Regions from separate parts of the Homo sapiens genome. Here region 1 is linked to region 2. Evidence: chromatin loops called from intact Hi-C (ENCODE). Cell type or tissue: A673. All regions are shown on one strand.

The links. Peaks named below come from ENCODE experiments on the same cell type or tissue, not always from the same donor. Only the 100,000 strongest peaks of a DNase experiment are listed, where the experiment ranks them.
Region 1: it touches region 2 in a loop (2.4-fold over the local background); 1 of 110 quality-filtered maps calls a loop at or near these places.

Annotation. Positions count from the first base shown.
Region 1 is chr3:115,510,226-115,515,225 of GRCh38, forward strand. No RefSeq gene overlaps it. Among named protein-coding and RNA genes, the nearest start is that of GAP43, 110 kb to the right of the region's middle. In A673, no CTCF peak of the experiment used is centred here; DNase peaks (open chromatin) are centred at 2,566 and 3,026; H3K4me3 peaks cover 1,322 bases; H3K27ac peaks cover 1,159 bases.
Region 2 is chr3:115,319,455-115,324,454 of GRCh38, forward strand. No RefSeq gene overlaps it. Among named protein-coding and RNA genes, the nearest start is that of ZBTB20, 170 kb to the left of the region's middle. In A673, no CTCF peak of the experiment used is centred here; DNase peaks (open chromatin) are centred at 2,147 and 4,777.

The DNA of each region.
Region 1 (5,000 bases), 190 kb after region 2:
TGAATTCGAAGTGCTTTTGGAACATCTAGAGAAAGATGTCTGATGGATAGCTCAATATATGAGTTAAATCTGAAAAGGTTATATAGGCTGAAGACATAAATTTGAGGCTTATGGCCAGAGATGGAATGGTAGATCAGATCTTTCAGGGAGTATATTAAAGGATCAAGTATGAAATTCAAGACCGGTGTTTCGCAAGCTTTAGTGTGTGTGCAAGTCACCTGAGGATCCTGTAAAAATACAAGTTCTGATTTAGTAGCCCTGGAGTGGGGTCTAATCATCATAATTTCCAGCAAGCTTCCAGGTGATGTTGATTCTGCAAGTATGCAGACCACACTTTGAGTAGCAATACTGTAGAAAACATTCATGTTTAAGGACAGGAAGATGAAGAGAAGTCCACAAAAAGGATTGAGTAGAAGTCAAAGATTTAAGAAGAGAGTTGGTGGGGCTGGGGGGGTGGGTGGGTGTGGAGAGGGCAGTGGGGGACAGTAAATAGGAGTATTGTCTCGGAATCCAAGAAAAGAGAGAATTTCATAAAAAAGAAAATGTTAAAGTCAAAGGCTACTAACAAGTAGAGTAAGAAGGGACTAGTAAATGTCTATGAAATTGGCAATTTGAAAGTAATTTTGAATTTTGACAGAAGAGTTTTTATACCATGGAGAGAGAAGTAAATTATAGTGGGGAGCTAATTAACAGTAAGGAAATAAATGGTAGTTAAGGAAATAGACATAGTGAGAATGGATTTTTTTTGTTTGTTTATAAACAACAACAACAACAAAAAAAACACTTGACTGTATTAGGAAAGAGACAAATTGATTTACAATTTAGGAGAGACAAAGATTTTTAAAGTGTCATTATTTTTAAGATGATAAAAGACATGAGGTTTGTGGTAGGAAGAATAATTCCTTCTTTCCTAATCCCCTGGAACTGTAAATATAGTATCTTTGATGGCAAATAGTACTTTGCAACTGTGATTAAATTAAGGATTTTGAGATGGAGAGATTATCCTTGGATTATCCAGGTGTGCCCTGTGTAATCACAAAGATCCTTTAAAGAAGGAGGCTGGAGGGTCAGGACCAGAGAAGGAAATGTGACAACAGAGGCTGGAGGGATGCTATTGCTGGTTTTGAAGAAGAAAGGGTGCTGTGAGCCAAGAAATGCCAGCAGCTCCCAAGAGCCAGAAAAGGCAAGAAACTGATTCTTATCTTAGAGCATCCAAAAGGAACACAGCACTGCAGACACCTTGGTTTTAGACCAGTGAGACTTCTGACATCCTTTCAGAACTGTGAGATAAAGATAAATTTGTGTTGTTTTCAGCCAAAAACTTTGTGATAATTTACTATAGCACCAACAGGAAACTAGTACAAGAATCTTTAATATGTGAAGCAAAAAAACTGTAAGGGACAGCAAGTAATATCTTTTCTCTACCCATCAAAGGGTCACAGCTGACACTCCTATAACGAAGACAGATTAACAAGAGAAAAGCATAACAAATTTATTTAACCAAAGTTTTATGTGGCATGGCAGGCATCATAAATGAAGACCCAAAGACCCCAGGGAAAACTGGGTATTTTTATGGACAGCCATACAGAAGTGTGATTGGAGAACAAAAACCTATGTTCTAGTGGTAATAAAATGGGGGGAATTCAGCAAGTCCTGTTTATTCAAATTCTTCTTTGCTTCCAGGAATAGGGCAAGACCCCTCTTCTGGAATGGGGCCTTATGATGTACTTTCAGAAGAATTTTTTTATGACCATGCTTGAGAGGAGAAAGATGGGAGAAGGTCAGAGGAGTGACCGCCAAAGAAGAATGAGGATGAGAAGGGAAAATAAAGACTCTCTTACTCTGGAGGTGCAGAGTTTTCTTCAAGACATTAGGTGTAAGGCTATGGACAGAATAACTATAAACCACCGTCTCATGCGCATCCTTGTCTATGAAATGGGGTTCATAACGCCACCTTCGTGAGGATAAAATGAGGTAACATGTAAAATGGCTAGGAAAAAAAGACGAGTGCAAAGGTGTGGTTCTCTTGCCCGTTTTAAGTGCTTTCAGGAAGAATGTTTTGCTGCATGCAGTCCAGGGCGTGGCAGCTGCTTCGTTGCAACTAAACACTGGAAACTGGCTCCCCCAAATAATCTCCACATTAAGCTGAGATCTGTTGAGTACATGAAAAATTGAGAGGAGGAAGACCCTGACCCTGGGGTGTCTTGGACTACTTCTCCTCTGAATGTTCCTAGGCTAAAACCAAACATTTTTAATAGATAATCTGTTCCCTTAGCCCCTTCTGTTTCTACCTCGTCGCGTGCCCTCTCTGCCTAAACGCTCTCTCCTCCTCCCCAGGTTCATATTAATAAGGAGAAGGTCTCCCCGCAGCTCCTCTGGACCGAGCCACACCTCTGCCTGGGAATCCTGGGCTGGGGCTGCAGAAGCCCGCTGCGCGCCTCCTGGTTTCTATGGAGACCCTGCTTGATGTCAATGGCGGCTCCGGAGCGCAGGGAAACCTAAGCGTTTGTATTTAAATGAGGGAAAGTGGGGGAAGGGGAAGTAAAAGAGGAAGGGAACAGAAGAGAGGATGGTAGAGGTGAGCGGGCGGGTGTTGAACTCTGGGGACTAGAAAAATCCAGCTGCGTTACTCAGTCATCTCATGCTCGCGGAGAAATCAGAGGAAGCAGCAGCGGGCAGAGGGGTGTTTATTTCTTGCGTGAGAAATATCCGACTTCTTTCTGACATCCGGGAGTAAGGGACAGGCAACTAGGAATCCCTTTTCATGTGGCTGGCCCCTGGCTGATAGTGCTGCTCGATTTCATTTCCAAGAAGAAAGGGAGAGTTCTCTCTTTGCCCAGAGACTCAAGTCTTAAAGATTCATTGCTGCTATGGGAGGGGCCACGCCTCTATCTTTCACTCTCGACCCTTTCCCCTGCAGCATAACTAAATAGAAGCTCTGGAAAGACGGATTCGAAAAGTTCTGGGGTCTGGATTAACTGCTGTTTATTGGCTGACACCCTAGCAAGAGGCTGGGGGAGGAGTAGGAGGAGGTTGGGCAGAATGTATGCTATGATTGAATTGCACGAGGGTTCAGATGACGTCAGCTTGAATAAAGGTCTGACCTAGTGAATGTTAAATGTGGCTGAGTGACTGAATCCTTGGAAGGGATCGATGGCAGAAACCTCCATGAAAGGACCATGCCACTTCTTTAAAATATTAAGCATGTGATTCTGCTGATCTCCCCTGCAACTCCCAGAGCGCTGGTGGAATCTTAGCTTTCTGCTATAATCACTTGAACATTACTTACTGCCCTAGATAACTGCGGGTCACGTGGAGTTTGCACCAAAAAAGGAAGTCTTTGAAAAAAAGAAAAAGCCATTAATCAAAGTGCCTGCTAATCTTACAAAGTGAAAGCAATTCAATTTAATAAACACTTTCAGAGGACTACTTCGAGCCAAGTGTATGCAAAATGAGTGAGATGTTCTTTGCCTTCAAGGTGCATACATTCTGGCTGGGGAGGCGGATATGTTCACAAATGACTCATGGTGCCTGGCAGCAGGTAATATATACCATGGGAACTCCAAGGAAGGTGAAATTAATTAGATACAAGGAGGAGGGGAAAGCAGTTTATATTAGTTGCCTCTGAGGTCTAGACTTTTATAATAGATGCAGAGGAGAGAAGCGCAGGGAAAAGTTCTGCAGGGGTAGAATAGAAAAAGTTTAACCCAAATGCCTATTCCATATAAAATTCCAGTTCTGTAAAATTGTCAAGTGACAGAGCAAGCTAATTTTCCTATTTTTTCCCTCTCTGATGACGTATTGCTATTGCTGCAACTTATAGGAAACTCTGGCTTGGCTTCTATTCCATTTTTACCACTTGCCTAACCCATTTTATTTTGATATTAGAGGTTCAAGCTTTAATGGTTTCATTTAAAAATAAACCCAGAAGGTAGAATTGTGAGAAAGAACGCTTTAAAATGTATTTGGGTTTAGGCTGAGTGAGAACCATAGGCATATGAAGGGCATTGAGATTATTTTGTAGTTGAGACAGGGCTGAAATAAAGAAGGTATTTGTGCCATTTGGGGCTCATTTTCAGAGTCATGGCACATAGGAATTAAGAGATGATTGGCAGCTCCATCACAAATGTTGGAGAAATTTTTGAAATATGTAACACTTATGGTCTGAACTTAGTGCGTGTTGCTCGGTCATGAACTATCAAGTTTTCATTAGAAAATTAGGAGATATTCAGGAATACATTAAAGGACACAGAAGCCAAAGGCTAAGTCTTGGCCTTTGGATGGAAGATATCAGGCAGAAATGAAATTAAAGGAGGGCAATTATTTCTAGAAAGGACAGGAAAAAGAAGCCACATGTGCTCAAACTAGTCATAGTTTCTGTGTCATTGAGATATTAGTTACGAAGGGCTTGTTTTCAAGGCCCTACTCTCAGTTGGCTGAGGAATATAGGTATAATAAAAAACATCTTCCCAGAGTTTTGGCAATGAAGCAGAATATTAGCAATTTTTAATGAAAAAGGGCAGAAAGCCAAGAGTCAAATTATTTTATTTTTATTGTTTCATTCTTCTCACATGGTTCACTGCAGAATCTTTGGACTCCTAATTTACTTTCTTTAATGCCATTCTGCCAAGTTTCTGGATAACTGAATATAATCCTCTAGCTTCTTTACTTCAAATAAACACCCATAGACATGTGGACACCTCAGTCATCTGAACACAGTCAAATGTATTTGCATGGTACATTTTTGTAATGATAGTCAATATGGCATGGCAATTCCTAGAAATGAGTTTAGTAATTTGAGGAGTGACCACTTGACATCACTAATAGCTTAAAGAAGAGACAGAAGGGATAAAATAAACACATAAAAAAGAAATTGAGTCATAAATAGTAGAAAAGATGGAGGGGGAAAAACAAGTAGTGAAACAAGACATTAAGGGGAAAAAAAGATATAGAACAGGACGTCTTAAGCCCTTGAAGAGGTTAGGATCCTTGTATTAGTC
Region 2 (5,000 bases):
ACATATTACAGGTTTCTGACACCCCAGTAGCTAATTCTTAGCAGGCAAGCAAGCCCAGTACAAGGGCCTACCCTATACAAGGGTCAAACCCAGGAAATTCTTTTTTTTTTCTTTCCTCTTATGCCCCTTGTACCAGAGTTCACCTCCAAAGAGATTATCTATAAAAAATAATGAGTATTGCAGATGTTTGATGAGCCATTCTTGGTAAAACAATTGCACTTTCATTAAGAGTCTATCATCATAGAAAGAAATTGTCTGGGAACAGAGAGTCATTTTCTATATCCCTCAAAGAATAAGGTCACTTAGGAAGTCCTTTCTTTCCTATGTGGCAGTGTTCAGTCTCAGATATTCTGCATCTTGGTAGAGATATCAGCTGTCTCTTCTGTCTCCCAAAGGAGACAGAAAGTGATCTACTCATTTATTCATTAAACTAACTCTTTTTATGACAGCTCGCTATGTATCTGTCAGTAACTTGCTGGGCCTTAGGTTACAATAAAAAGGTCCATTCATTGTCTTTAGGAGGCAGGAGTTGAGGGGACCAGGGCCAACACCTAGAGGGTCATTGTAGTACAGTATGATGAGAAAGATGATAAAAGTAGATGTAGAATGCACAAAGAAAATACATCTCAGTTGAACATAATGTGAAGAAAGAGTGTCTTGGAAGGCTTCATGGAAGGAGCAATGGTTTGTCTTTGAATAATTTGTAGTGGTTAGCCAGGAGGAAAAAAAGGGGGAAATCACTACTGGGGAAAAGCATTAAATCAATTAACTAAAAACTACTTAGATTTTGCACTTATTTGCCTTCATGGTACACTAAAATTCTCTTTGAAGTGTCCAAAATAGTAAACCAACTAGTCAACTGATAGAACACTGGAATGAGGCTCACAGATTGCTTAGTAGAATAAACCCTTCCACAAATTGCTGTGTCTTCCTAAGCCTTAATTATTTTAACCTTAAAACAAAGGATCTGAACTCTATGACCTTTTCTGTGCTTGCATTGTATGCTCTTCCTAAGAGGAATAATCACTTCTCTGGAAATGTAGAGATATCCAGAAGGGGCTTTTTGGAGTATAACTCTAATCCTGGGATAGTTGGAGAGTTTTTTGGTGTGTGGGAATTGAGTGGACTGGAACTGTAGGTAGCCTCAAACGCAGTTCTGTGGCTTCAGCACCACTTATTTGGGAGTTGATCAGAGGAGGGAAAGAAGGTAGAGATGGTTGTAATGACTTGGGTTGTAGGTGATTCAGAAAGGAATTTGAAAAGTTTAGTTATTGAAGATGCTTTTAATCTATTGATTTACTTTTACCTGCTCTACACATAGTTTTTTCTGCCATTCTGGAATTCAGAAACTGTGGTCTTACATAGCAACAGTGGGGTGTGTGCATCTACTCAAAGCACTTATGGGCCAGAAATTCCATTAACTTGTTGTTGTTGTTGTTGTTGTTGTTGTTTTTATCCCTAAGGAATCCTTTATCTTGTTATTCCTGAGTTTTCCAGAAAGGAAATGCAGAAAGTGTTAACTGCAGAGATATCATTCTTGTGGAAGATGCCTATAAATGTGAATTGTATACCAGAAACACAAACTAGTGTCCTGGGCTTAGTGCAGGAAATGTTTGACTACATATGGCTACTATATTTAAAGATTACAAGTCATAATCTTAAACTAAGATTTAACATACAAATTTGAATTCCTAGCTTCTCTGTAAAATCAGAAGATTTGACAACATTGGATCCCTGATCTTAATGACAACAATTAGTTGTACTTGAGTAGTAGATGCCCCATTTATACGGGGGATGTGCTCATAATTTTAATTCATTGTGTTTCAGTTTTTCTACTTTTAAATTAGAGGATAATAAGGGAACTGCGTCGTATGGCTTTTTTTGTGGATTAAGTAAATCAATATCTCTAAATCTCCTCAAACCATGCTTGGTACAAAATAGGTGCTATATCAATGTTTGCTCTGCTAGTGATTATTATCTCTTCCCAATTAAACATAGTCTTCACAACTCTCTATTGTCTTGCATCCATCCTGAGTTACTCATTTCCTGCCTGGCTCCTATAAACATTTGTGTTTTGATCCCTGCTGTTGGCTTTTAACATTTGTGAATTTGACATCTGTGATTTTAACTACTCTAAAGCCACCCAAATATCCATGACTCATTGAGATTTGTGATTTTGTTGAAGCAATAATTAGAATCACTCATCTCGAAAGCCTGGTCAGCAGAAACAAACCACTTAGCCAGTGAGTGGGCGTAGCTCAGCATCCGCTTCTCATGTGGTGCTGTTGTTCTGTTTTATGCAATAACTCTCCTGAAGGGGTACCTAGAAGGGGATGTCTATTGTAGTACTCATTTGGCCATCAATCCATGCCCTCTGTGCACCTCAGGATCTATAATGTATCTTTTCACTGTGATATAATGTTATCCTTGCTTCCACAATAAACACTCTAATAAAATGCTATCCTGTGACTCAGAAAGTTGGAACATTTGAAAAATAAATATAATTCCAAATGCAATTGTGTATTCACAATTAGAAAAGAAGGAAAATGGGGATCTAGTTAGAAACTAAAGTGGCGGCACAGGGAGAACCCAAAAGCTCAGTTTTTTAATAGACCCACACTGAAGACAGCAAGAAGAGCATCAAAAGTGAATATAAAAAGAATGTCAGGCACCTGGAAAAACAGTCAAGGAAAGCAAAAGTCCAGCAGGAGTGCACTTAAAAAAATCAAACCAAGAGTAATACAAAGGGCTTGGGCTGAAGGAAGAAGAATATAAAGTACAGGTGAGGTCTGCTGCTGCAGAAAGATTAGCAGAGTGATAGAGACAAGGCAGAACTTCCTGAATCAGGTCTTGTGATCATCTTTTCTGGTAACTGAAGATGTCCAGCATTGAAATGGGTTGCCTAGTACAGTTGTGAGGTTTTGACCATTGCAAGAACTTCAGCAATGTCTAGAAAATTACTAGTCAGGGATGTGGTGCCACATAGCCTGGCTCTTAGATCTTCCTCTGCTCTGGTGGATGAGGATAATGAGCTCTGCAGGAAGGCCCTGAATCCCCCTCTTATACCCAGGAAGTATCCTAGGATGGACCCTACTTTCTTTTTTCCTATTGCTTCCTCTCTTATGTATGCCTCTCTTCCTACCTCCTTTAGATTAAGGTTTTGTTTGGCTCTAAGCTTTAGTTTCACTATGGGATATGATTTTTTCAGAGATCTCCTGGGTCTGTTTTACTCACCCAGAGTAAAACCACTCATCTAGGAGAAGAATTAGCATATATGTTATCATAAATCTAATGACCAAATGAAGGAATATCATTTTTTTCTTTATGTCAACGGGCATATTTTTCTTTTCTATTTGATGAGCTTTCACTGTAAGTAGGCCAAATTGCCCTTGTAGATAGGTTCATATAATTGGAAGACTATGACTTTATAGTATTTGGAGAAAGCAGACACACCTTCCCAGTAAGGGCTTGGGAGAGAAGGTGACTACAGAAATGGCAATAAAAAGGGGAAAATGTTATTTTTCTGTTGTCCCTCTCTCTTTATACTGGAGTAAGTTTCTTCTTGTTAGCAAGAAGGCATGCGGCTTGGTCTCCACCTCCCCGGTGGCAGGTCTTCAAAGACCAGAAAGGACTCTAAGGTTTGACCACAGCAGTATGTTGTGGCTGCTTTCAGGAGTCCTGCTGCTGCTGCTGTGACATTTCTCGTTGGCTTTACAGATTAGGCTGGAAATGTAAAGTAGAAATGGGCTGTTAGCTAAATGTAGCCACAGATACTGCCTGCCCAGCTCTTGGCTACTTTAATAGGAATTGCTGCTTGATCACAGGAGCATAATTAATGTGCCTCTCTTCCCAGTTGGCATGTTGCCTTTAAATAATTGGCTGAATATTTCCCTCTACAATTCTCAATTTCCTTGTCAGAAAATAATGAAATTCTTAAAATATATCGGAGTGATCATAATAGGTTACTTATTATGTGTATACTTTCAAGATACAGAGGAGTATTGCTGAAACCTCACATTGGAAAGGCGAGGTAGAAGGAAAGATAGCAGTTTTTTCTTGGCCTGAAAAGATATTTCTAGGGCATGGCATTCCATAGAATATGCTGAATGGACAGTCTTGTGAAACTCAAAGTCAAACAGTGAAGTTCTACTCTACTGAGCTGGCATTGTGAGTAATCTGTTAATCTCTGCCTGGTATCTTTAACTCTTTCTCTGTTTTTGAGCCTCTGCTAACATCTACTTCTTGGATTCTGTTTATTTCTCTTTCTCTTTCTCCTTCTGTATTCTGTAACTTAGCATCTGCACTTCAGTTTGTCTCTCTTCCATTCATTTTCACACTGGTCCCTTTTCCTCTGTCTTCTCTGTGCATATACCCACCTTCTCTGTGTCCATACTCTCCCCAGGCATTGACACGCCATGTTGATATCTTTTGCCACACACCTACGCCCATATACTTCCTGCACATGATGACTTCCATTGTGCCTTTGTTGGTCCTTGTGTCCCAGTGCTGACTCAGTGTGGCTCCCTCTATAATTCTGTGTTGGTGTCCACTTGGATCAATGCTATCCGAGGCTGACATGTAAACAAAGCACCACTCAAAGTTGATCCCATAGAGCATAAAACATGGAAAAAGATCTGGGGAAAGAGAGGCAATGCTATGTGACTCCAAACTCAGTAACAATGACTCTTTACCCTCAGTGTTCTTCATGAGTTACTTGGCACAGGAAGTCTTTTTAATGAGCTCTGAGTTCTTCCCCCACATTAAATGTCTCAGTTCAGAAACTGTTCGTTTTTGTTTTCTGCTTTCTATTATTTGTACAATGATCTAAATGTTTTAACTTCCATTTGCATGACTTTCCAATTTGTTCTGGTATTTATCTTCCAACTTAAAACTTTCCCCAGGGAGAGTTAGTTCCCTTTTTTCTGTTCCACCAAAGCAATTTGTTCATATTTTTATTGTGTCACTTTCTCATGTTTTATTATAATTACATGTTTACATAT